2 separate regions of the Homo sapiens genome follow, and region 2 is linked to region 1. A link is an interaction called in ENCODE POLR2A ChIA-PET data of the cell type or tissue named here. Cell type or tissue: PC-9. All regions are shown on one strand. Links, peaks and the distances in the headings refer to the core of each region. The heading gives the core; the rest is flanking DNA.

What was found. Peaks named below come from ENCODE experiments on the same cell type or tissue, not always from the same donor. Only the 100,000 strongest peaks of a DNase experiment are listed, where the experiment ranks them.
Region 2: POLR2A ChIA-PET joins it to region 1 with 5 read pairs; 3 of 35 experiments call an interaction of 5 or more read pairs at or near these places.

What each region holds. Positions count from the first base shown.
Region 1 is chr20:49,896,339-49,901,713 of GRCh38, reverse strand. No RefSeq gene overlaps it. Among named protein-coding and RNA genes, the nearest start is that of SPATA2, 17 kb to the left of the region's middle. In PC-9, for the core only: no CTCF peak of the experiment used is centred there; no DNase peak of the experiment used is centred there.
Region 2 is chr20:49,761,131-49,766,505 of GRCh38, reverse strand. It overlaps LOC105372652 (a long non-coding RNA gene), which reads left to right. Exons shown (of 3, transcript XR_936825.3): 3 at 1,418-1,849. Among named protein-coding and RNA genes, the nearest start is that of SLC9A8, 49 kb to the left of the region's middle. In PC-9, for the core only: no CTCF peak of the experiment used is centred there; DNase peaks (open chromatin) are centred at 1,195 and 2,925; H3K27ac peaks cover 3,892 bases.

The DNA of each region.
Region 1 (5,375 bases), core at 196-5,195:
AGCATAGGAAACGGCATTGCCACCCTGGCTGTCGGGGGTAGCAGTTTCCTGGAGACGCACACCTACCCTGGGAGAGCTAAGGAAGCCAGGTGCTTGCTCCGCATCCAAAAGGGAACAGAGACTTCAGAGCAGATTGCTTCATGTACATTACATGTACATGTAAATGACAAACATATTTAAACCTCATTGGGCCCACCAGCTGGACAGCATTAGCTCTGCTGGCCGATCTGTGGCACCTAGGATGCTAGATTACCAATCTCAGGGATGAGAGCTGTGGCAGACACCAAATCGTACCCCAGTCTCCATCCCCTCCCCCTTGGTAGTAGAAGCCCCGGTTTTCAAATCTGTGGCCACCTATAGTAAAGATTGCCTTCCCTAGCCTTTCCTGCAGCCACGTGTGGTCAGATGACTGTCTGGTCCCTGGATGGAGAGGTGCTTTGTGTGGTGTCTGGGCATGGCCTTCAAGGAAGGGAGCTTGCCCTTCCCACCCAGCCCTTCTTCCTGGCTGGAATGGCTGTGATGGCTGGAGATGGAGCTGCTCTATGAAGCTGAGGGGGCCAAGCGAGGAAGGGGTGGGCAGCAGCTACAGCAGCTGGCCCTGATGCTCTGGAAGCTGCCCCCATGGCCTGCCCGTGCTGCCTGCCTCTAGGTCTGTTATATGAAAAATAAACTGTTATCTCACTTAAGCCCCAATTTGTCTATTTTTTTTTTTCTTTGAGACGGAGTCTCGCTCTGTCACCCAGGCTGGAATGCAGTGGCGCAATCTCGGCTCACTGCAAGCTCTGCCTCCCGGGTTCACACCATTCTCCTGCCTCAGCCTCCTGAGTAGCTGGGACTACAGGCACCTGCCACCACGCCCGGCTAATTTTTTGTATTTTTAGTAGAGACGGGGTTTCACCATGTTAGCCAGGATGGTCTCGATCTCCTTACCTCGTGATCCACCCGCCTCGGCCTCCCAAAGCGCTGGGATTACAGGCGTGAGCCACCACGCCCGGCCTAATTTGTCTGTTTTTAAAACCTTTTTGTTTACAAAAGACATGAAGCCTAATCTGGGCAACATAGTGAGACCCCATTAAAAAAAAATTAGCTGGGATGGTGGCACATGCCTTTGGTCCCCAGCTACTTGGGAGGCTGAGGTGGGAGGATCACTTGAGGCCAGAAGTTCCAGGCTTCACTGAGCTGTGATGGCACCAGTGCAGTCCAGCGTGGGCAGCAGAGTGAGACCCTGTCTCAAAAAAAAAAAAAAAAAAAAAGCAAAAAAGTGATACTAGTATAATGAATCCCAGCTTCAGCAATTGAACAGTTAGTTACCAACTTGTGGCCAATCTGGTTTTGTCTCTACCCTTGCCATCCACTTTCCTACTCCTGAACTCTTCTGAAGCAAATTCTAGATGTCTGTCTCATTTGTGAATTTTTCAGTGTTTATCTAAGAGACGAGGGCTTTTAAAACATGATACCTGCTACGGACTGCATATGTCCCCCCAAGAAAAAACAAACGTTGAAATCTAATCCCCCCAGTGTGCTTGTATTAGGAGGGCACTTTGGGAGCTGATTAGGTCATGTGGGTGGGGCCTTCACGAATGGGATGGGTGCCCTTACAAGGGGCTGAAGAGAATGGAGTTCTCCCAGCACAGGAAGACCCAGCGAGCTGACCGTCTGTGAACCAGGAATTGGGCCCTTGCCAGACACTGAATCTACCAGTGCCTTAATCTTGGACTTCTCAGCCTCCAGAACTAAGATAAATAAATTTTTGTTGTATAAAAGCTACCCAGTCTGTGGTATTTTGCAGCCTGAACAGGCTGAGACAGTATTACCTTCACATCTAACTTTTTTCTTGCGACGTGTTTGTTGAGGAAACTGGATTATTTGTCCTTTAGAGTTTGCCAGAGCCTAAATGTTTACTTCAGCCTGCTTGTTGTTTTAGCACTGGGAGTAGTTGTTCTCTCTGTTTACCTCCAATTTCCTACTGTTTATTTGCACATATTGTGCAAAAGTAGAAAAATAAATACTTCTTATGGGAATGATTCAAGGCTGCAGCTTCATAAATGAGAGATGAGAGGAAATCACTTAAGGCAGGGGTGAGCTTAAGGGATGGGAGTAGGTCCAGGTTTTCAGACATGCGAATCTCCACTGGTAACATATTTCAGGTCCTATGTGAGGAGGAGGAGGCGGTTCAAGTGGAACTGCAGGACTATACGGCGTTCTATTTTTAATGTTTTGAGGAGTCTCCATACTGTTTCCATAGCAGCTGTACCCATTTTATCATTTTTATTTATATTTTAATTAATTTTCTTATTGTACACCTGAACTTAATATATTTTATTTTTTTGAGATAGAGTCTGACTCCGATTACCCAGGCTAAAATACAGTTGGCATGATCTTAGCTCACTGCAGCCTCGACCTCCCAGGCTCAGGTGATCCTCCCACCTCAGTCGCCGGAGTAGCTGGGATGACAGAGGCACGCCACCATGCCTGGCTAATTTTTTTGTATTTTTAGTAGAGACGGGGTTTCATCATATTGCACAAGCTGGTCTCAAACTCCTGGACTCAAGCGATCCACCTGCCTCAGCCTCCCAAAGTGCTGAGATTACAGGCATGAGCCACCACACCCGGCCAGCGGTACCATTTTATATTCCCACCTGCAGCACAGGAGTCCCCATTTCTCCACCTCTTTGCTAACGCTTGTTATTTTCTGGGGTTTGTTTGTTTTTATAGCAGCCTTCCTAATGGGGTGAGATGATATCTTATTGTTTTGATTCATATTTCTCTAATGATTAGTGATGTTGAGCATCTTTTCATATGCTTTTCGGCCATTTATATATCTTCTTTGGAGAAATGTCTATTCAAGTCCTTTGCTCACTTTTAATTTTTGTTATTTTAAAAATAGAGACGGGATCTCTCTATGTTGCCCAGGCTTGTCTCAAACTCCTGGGCTCAAATTATCTCCTATCTCGGCCTCCTAAAGTGCTGGGACTACAGGCATGAGCCACTGTGCCCAGCCCTTTGCCCACTTTTTAATTGGGTAAATTTTTTGTTTTTTATTTGCAGTTCTTTATATAGTCTGGATATTGATCCCTTATCAGATACATGATTTGCAAATATTTTCTCCCATTCCATAGGTTATCTTTTTCATACTGTTATTTCTTTTGATGTGCAAAAATTTAAAAGTTTGATGTAGTCGGCTGGGCGTGATGGCTCACACCTGTAATCTTAGCACTTTCGGAGGCTGAGGTGGGCAGATCACCTGAGGTCAGGAGTTTGAGGCCAGCCTGGCCAACATGGTGAAACCCCATCTCTACTAAAAATACAAAAATTAGCTGGGTGTGGTGGCGCATGCCTGTAATCCCAGCTACTCAGGAGGCTGAGGCAGGAGAATCGCTTGAACCCAGGAGGCAAAGATTGCAGTGAGCCAAGATTGCGCCACTGCACTCCAGCCTGGATAACAGAGCAAGACTCTGTCTCAAAAAAAAAAAAAAAAAAAAAAGTTTGATGTAATCCCATTTGTCTATTTTCGCTTTTACTGCCTATGCTTTTGGTATAATATCTAAGAAATCATTGCCAAATCCAATGTCATGAAGTTTCCCCTTAAGTTGTCTTTATAGTTTTGGGTCATACATTTAGGTCTTTTATCTATTTTGAGGTAATTTTTGTATACAGAATAAGGTAGGGGTCTAACTTCATTCCTTTCCTTATGAATGTCCAGTTTTCCCAACACTATCTGGTGAAGAGACAGTCCTTTCCCCATTGAGTGGTTTTGGTACTCCTGTCGAACATCATTTGACCATATATGTGAGGGTTTATTTTTGGGCTCTCTATTCCATTCCATTGGTCTATGAGTGTATACCTGTTTTCATGCCAGTACCACACTAGTTTGATTACTGTAGCTCTGTAATATACTTTGAAATCATGAAGTGTAACGCCTCCACCTTTGTTCTTTTTAAAGATTGTTTTGGCTATTCAGGGTCCCTTGAGATCCCATATGAATTTTAGGATGGTTTTATTTCTCTATTTCTGTAAAAAATGCCATTTATAGGGATTGCATTGAATCTGTAGATCCACTTTGGGCAGTATAGATCGTTTTGTTGTTGTTTTTTTGAGACAGGGTCTCGCTCTGTCACCCAGGCTGGAGTGCAGTGGTGCAGTCATGGCTCATTGCAGCCTTGAACTCTTGGTTCAAGAGATCCTCCCACCTCAACCTCCCAAGTAACTGGCACCACAGGCATGTGCCACGCATGGCTAATTCTTAATTTTTTTTTGTTGAAACAGGGTTTCACTGTGTTGCCCAGGCTGGTCTTGAATTCTGGCCTCAAGTGATTTGGGAGGTCTTGGCCTCCCAAAGTGCTGGGATTACAGGCGTCAGACACCATGCCTGGCCCTATTTGTGTCTTTTAAAATTTCTTTCAGCATGTTTTATAGTGTTCAGTGTACAAGTCTTTCTTGCTGCTTGGTTAAATTTATTCCTATTTAATTCTTTTTGATGCTATTATAAATGGGATTTTTTTCTTAATTTCCTTTTCTGATTGTCCACTGTTTATGGAAATGCAGCTGACTTTTGTGTGTTGACTTTGTATCCTGCAACTTTGCTGAATTTATTTATTAGTTTGAACAGTTTTTTTCTTGTGGAATCTTCAGGGTTATCTACATATAAGATCATGTCATCCATGAGATAATTTTAGCTTCTTTCTTACCAACCAGGGTATCTTTTCTTTGGTTTTCTTGCTTAATTGCTCTGGCTAGAACTTCCAGTACTACGTCGAATTGAAGTGGTGAATGTAGGTATCCTTGCCTTGTTCCTGATCTTAGAGGATAAGCTTCCAGTCATTCACCATTGAGTATGCTGTCAGCTGTTATCCTAGATGGCCTGTATTGTGTTGCAGTAGTTTCCCTCTATTCCTAGGTGGTTGAGTGTTTTGATCGTGAAAGGGTGTTGAATGTGTGCATGTATTGCATGGTAGCTGGCTGTTGGGGTTTGCTTGGATTTGGGTCTGATCTCTGTGGTAAGAATACTTGATGCGTATTCTCTCATCAGGAGGCATATTATGTCGAGTTCTCTCCCTTTGGGGAATTAGCAGCTATTAAGGCTGTTACTTCCCACTTAGATCCATTATTTCACTGGAAGTTACAAAATAGAGATATTCCAATTCAATGATTTCTTCTTTGTTTGGCAGCTGGAATACTTCTATAAAAGGCAACTTCCCTGTGATGGTGGTTATGCGAATCTACACGATATAAAATTGCGTAGAACTAAACACACACACACACGAGTGCCTGTAAAACTAATGAAGTTGGAACAAGATCTGTGGACTGTGGCAATGCCAGTTTCTTGGTTGTGAAACTATTCTGTAGTTGTGCAAGATGTTACCACTGAGGGTAAC
Region 2 (5,375 bases), core at 131-5,130, 140 kb after region 1:
TAATTTTGTTGGAACAAAACACAACATGTCATGTGCAGGAAATTAATTCTGATTGGTCTGAGCCAGCCATGGAAATCCTGTTGACAGTCTTGGAGTAAGCATTGGAAGCAGTCCTGGCAGTTGAGGCATTGGTGGAGGTCTGCTGAGGGTTTCTGGGAAGGAAGTTCCTTTCTATTAAAAGAGAGAAACTTTCCCACCTCCCAACTTCTTTTCTCTCTCACACATATTCTTCCAGCCTTTGGACATTGCTGTGCTAGAATGTGACATTTGAAGTTGTAGCAGCCATTTTGAGACCATGAGGAATCCTTGAGAAGCTTAGAGGCATTTGAACCAGAGCAACTCCGTCTTGAGTAGGGGCTGTATGAAATAAGGCTGAGACCTACTGGGATATGTTCTCAGGCACTTAGGCATTCTAAGTCATAGGATGAGACAGGAGGTCAGCACAAGATACAGGTCATAAAGACCTTGCTGATAAAACAGATTGCAGTAAAGAAGCCTGCCAAAACCCACCAAAACCAAGAAGGCGATGAGAGTGACCTCTGGTCATCCTCACTGCTATACTCCCACCAGTGCCCTGACAGTTTACAAAAGCCATGGCAACCTCAGAAAGTTACCCTATATGGTCTAAAAGGAGAGGCATGAATAATCCACCCCTTGTTTAGCATATGATCAAGAAATAACCATAAAAATGGGCAACCAGGCACTCTGAGGACTGCTCTGTCTATGGAGTAGCCATTCTTTATTCCTTTATTTTCCTAATAAACTTGCTTTCACTTTACTATGCGGACTCACCCTGAATTTATTCTTGCGCGAGATCCAAGAACCCTCTCTTGTGGTCTGGATTGGGACCCCTGTCCAGTAACAAGCTAATCCAATACCCCAGAACTGAGACGCTGAAATAGCCAACCCTGAAACAGTCCACCTATTGGTGTATTGTTACCTGAGATAATACTAAGTACTCTAGTCACTTAAGGCCCTCTTGACCCAGTCTCCTTACATGCAACTCAAAGTACTCTAATGAATCCACCTGCAGGAAAAGAGGGCCAAACAAAAAAGGCTGTGACTTCTCGGAGATTATTCTGGTTCAAAAGCTGGTTGAGCCTCTCCCAGTTGGCTCCCCCAATGTTCTATTAAGAAGCTCTTGCTACTTCCTGCTGACCAGGTCATTTAAAAGAAGAAGAAGAAAAAGCTGTTGCACACGATAAGCATTCATCATTCATTAGGACACTCCCACTATGGACTGGGTGCTGTAAACTTCCTTGTCAGCCTGAAAGTTGCCTGAAGCCTCATGCAAGCATTTACAACACAGAGGGTGAGAGTGGGCTGGCTGTGGAGTCTAGCCTCTAACATTTTTATTTGTTTTAATTTTCATTGTTAATAATTTCTTTTTCTTTCTTTTCTTTTTTTTTTTTTTTAGATGGAGTCCCCCTCTGTCACCCAGGCTAGAGTGCAGCCTGATTCTACAACTTGGCCATGTGATCCTGAGCAAATTACATTCCCGTTTCAGTTTTCCCTCTTCAACAACAACAAAAAAGCGTTGGATTAAGTAATGATTAAAACTCCTTTCTGCTGGGCGCGGTGGCTCATGCCTATAATCCCAGCACTTTGGGAGGCCGAGGCAGGCGGATCACAAGGTCAGGAGTTCGAGACCATCCTGGCTAATATGGTGAAACCCCATCTCTACTAAAAATACAGAAAAATTAGCCTGTAGTCCCAGCTACTTGGGAGGCTGAGGCAGGAGAATGGCGTAAAACCCGGGAGGCGGAGCTTGCGGTGAGCCGAGATCGCGCCACTGCACTCCAGCCTGGGAGACAGAGCGAGACTCCGTCTCAAAAAAAAAAAAAAAAAACACTTCCTAGAGTTCTACTGTCATCTTTTATTTTTCACCAATCCTCTAGATTCTTTTTTTATTTTCTTCTAAAAGGAACAAAAGTCCGCCAGGCACGGTGGATCACACCTGTAATCCCAGCACTTTCGGAGGCCGAGGCGAGCGGATCACCTGAGGTTGGGAGTTCGAGACCAGACTAACCAACGTGGAGAAACCCCATCTTGACTAAAAATACAAAATTAGCTGGGTATGGTGGCACATGCCTGTAATCCCAGCTACTCGAGAGGCTGAGGCAGGAGAATCACTTGAACCCAGGAGATGGAGCCTTCAGAGAGTCAGACCGCACCACTGCACTCCAGCCTGGGCGACAGAGCAAGACTCCTTCTCAAAAAAAAAAAAAGAAAGAAAGAAAGAAAAAGAAAAACGCCTAGACCTGGAATTTGCAGGGGAAAGAGCAAGACTGTCTCAAAAAAGGACTTAGAGGATCAGAGAAGAGTCACCAGTCAGATTGAGAAACCAAGCACATCCAACTGCTGGAGTAAAACTGCAAAAGGGAGGTGGTGGAGAGGTCTCTGGGAAGCAGTTCTTTGTGAGTCTACAGCCAAGAACCTAGTCATGGGCCTAAGCCAACTTTTGGAAAGCAGGCCAACAGTTAGAAAAAAGAGCTAGAGGTCAGGCGCAGCGGCTCACGCCTGTAATCCCAGCACTTTGGGAGGCTGAAGCGGTTGGGTCACCTGAGGTCAAGAGTTTGAGACCAGCCTGGCCAACAGGTTGAAACCCAGTCTCTACTAAAAATACAAAAGTTAGCCGGCATGGTGGTGTGCGCCTGTAGTCCCAGCTACTTGGGAGGCTGAGGCAAGAGAATTGCTTGAATCTGGGAGGCGGAGGTTGCAGTGAGCCGAGATAGTGCCACTGCGCTCCAGCCTGGGTGACAGAGCAAAACTACATCTGAAAAAGAAAAAAAGCTAGAGGTAGTATAGGAGAGAGCAGAGAGCAGTCCTGAAAACAGACAACCATAATCCAGTTTGATAGCTGTTTCAACAGGGTAAACACAAAGGTGCAATGGGAGCCCTAAGGGGTTTCAGAATCCAGTCTAGAAATCAAGGAAGGTGGTTGGGTGCGGTGACTCATGCCTGTAATCCCAGCACTAATGGGAGGCCAAGGCGGGCAGATCACTTGAGCTCAGGAGGTTGAGACCAGCTGGACAACATGGTGAAACCCCGTCTCAACTAAAAATACAAAAATTATCTGGGCATGTTTGTGGGTGCCTGTAATCTCAGCTACTCAAGAGGCTGAATCGTTTGAATCCAGGAGACGGAGGTTGCAGTGAGCCAAGATCGCACCACTACACTCCAGCCTGGGTGATAGAGCGAGACTCCATCTCAAAAAAAAAAAAAGAAAAGAAATCAAGGAAGGCCTCTTGGGGGAGAAAACATTTGAGTTGAGACCTGACGAAGGAGGAGACAGCCACATGAAATGGGGGAGGAGGGAGAGAAATTAGCATACGCAAATGTCTGGAGGTAATATAGGATATTGTCAGAGGTGTTAGAACCAGAGCGACTCCATCTGGAATAGGGGCTGGGTAAAATGTGGATGAGACCCAACGGGCTTCATTCCCAGGAGGTTAGGCATTCTTTCTCACAGGTTGAGATAAGAGGCCAGCAGGATTCCTATCACAAGATACAGGTCATTGAGACCCTGCTGACAAAACAAGAGGTAGTAAAGAAGCAGGTCAAAAGCCATCCAAACCAAGATGATAACAAAATCGACCTCTGGTTGTCCTCACTGCTCATTATACACTAATTAGCATGCGAAAAGACACTCCCACCAGAGTCATGACAATGTCCAGAAGCTACCCTATATGATCTAAAAAGAAGAGAAACCCTCACTTCCAGGAGCTCCCCAACCCTGCCCTGGAAAACTCATGAAAAATTCACCCCTTGTTTAGCACATAATTAGGAAGTATCCATAAATACACTCAGTCAAGCAGCCCATGCTGCTGCTCTGCCTACAGAATAGCCATTCTTTTATTCTTTTACTTACTTTTTTTTTTTTTTTTTTGAGATGGAGTCTCACTCTGTCGCCCAGGCTGGAGTGCAGTGGTGCGATCTTGGCTCATGGCAACCTCGGCCTCCTGGGTTCAGGCAATTCCGATACCTCAGCCTCCTGAGTAGCTGGGATGACATGGGCGCACAACCAGGCCCAGCTAATTTTTTGTATTTTTAGTAGAGATGGGGTTTCGCCATTTTAGCCAGGCTGGTCTTGAACTCCTAACCTCAGGTGATCCCCCTGCCTCAACCTCCCAAAGTGCTGGGATTACAGGCATGAGCCACCGCGCCCGGCCTTTATTCCTTTACTTTCTTAGTAAACTTGCTTTTGCTTTACTCTGTGGACTCATCCCGAATTCTTTCTTGTGAGAGAATTCTTTCTTGTGGTCTGGATCAGGACCCCTTTCTAGTAATAATATTAGGCAATTAAAAGTAGTTCAGTCTGGCTGGGGAACAAGTATGAAGTAGGAAGGGTCATGGGTGATGGCAGGGGACCAGGAGGTGCCAGATCTTGCAGGTCTTTATCAGTGAGGAGTTCAAACTCTGTCTTAAGAGTACTGGGGGGGTGGCCGGGCACAGTGACTCACGCCTGTAATCCCAGCACTTTGGGAGGCCAAGGCGGGTGGATCACCTGAGGTCAGGAGTTCAAGACTAGCCTGGCCAACATGGTGAAACTCCGTCTCTACTAAAAATACAAAAATTAGCCGGATGTGGTGGCGGGTGCCTGTAATCCCAGCTACTCAGGAGGCTGAGGTAGGAGAATCACTTGAACCCAGGAGGCAGAGGTTGCAGTGAGCGGAGATCGCACCACGACACTCCAGCCTGGACAAAAAGAGCAAAACTCTGTCTCAAAAAAAAAACTGAAAAAGTACTGGGGAGCCATGGGAGGGTTTGAAGCAAGGGAGAGGTAAGTATTGTTGAGGAAAAAAGCCAAACTCCGTAAAATATTTGAAGAAGTTTATTCTGACCCAAATATGAGTGATCATGGCCCGTGACACAGCCTCAGGGGGTCCTGAGGACATATGCACAAGGTGGTCAGGTTGCAGTTTGGTTTTATACATTTTAGAGAGATGGAAGTCACAAACAAAGACATAAAGCAATACATGAAATGTATACATTGGTTCAGCCTCAAAAGGCAGGACATCTCAAAGATGGAAGCAGAGGGACTTCCAGGGCATAGGTGGATTCGAAGATTTCCTTATTGGCAATTGATTGAAAGAGTGAAGCATTGCCTGAGGAGTTGAAGTCAGCATAAAGAAATGTTTGAGGTCAGGTGCGGTGGCTCACACCTATAATCCCAGCACTTTAGGAGGCCAAGACGGGTGGATCGCTTGAGCCTAGGAGTCCCAGGCCAGACTGGGCAACATGGAGAGACCCCTGACTCTACCAAAAATTAGCCCAGCGTGGTGGTACGCACCTGTGCTCCCAGCTATCAGGAGGTGGAGTCAGGAGGATGGCTTGAACCTGGGAGGCAGAGGTTTCAGTGAGCTGAGATCACA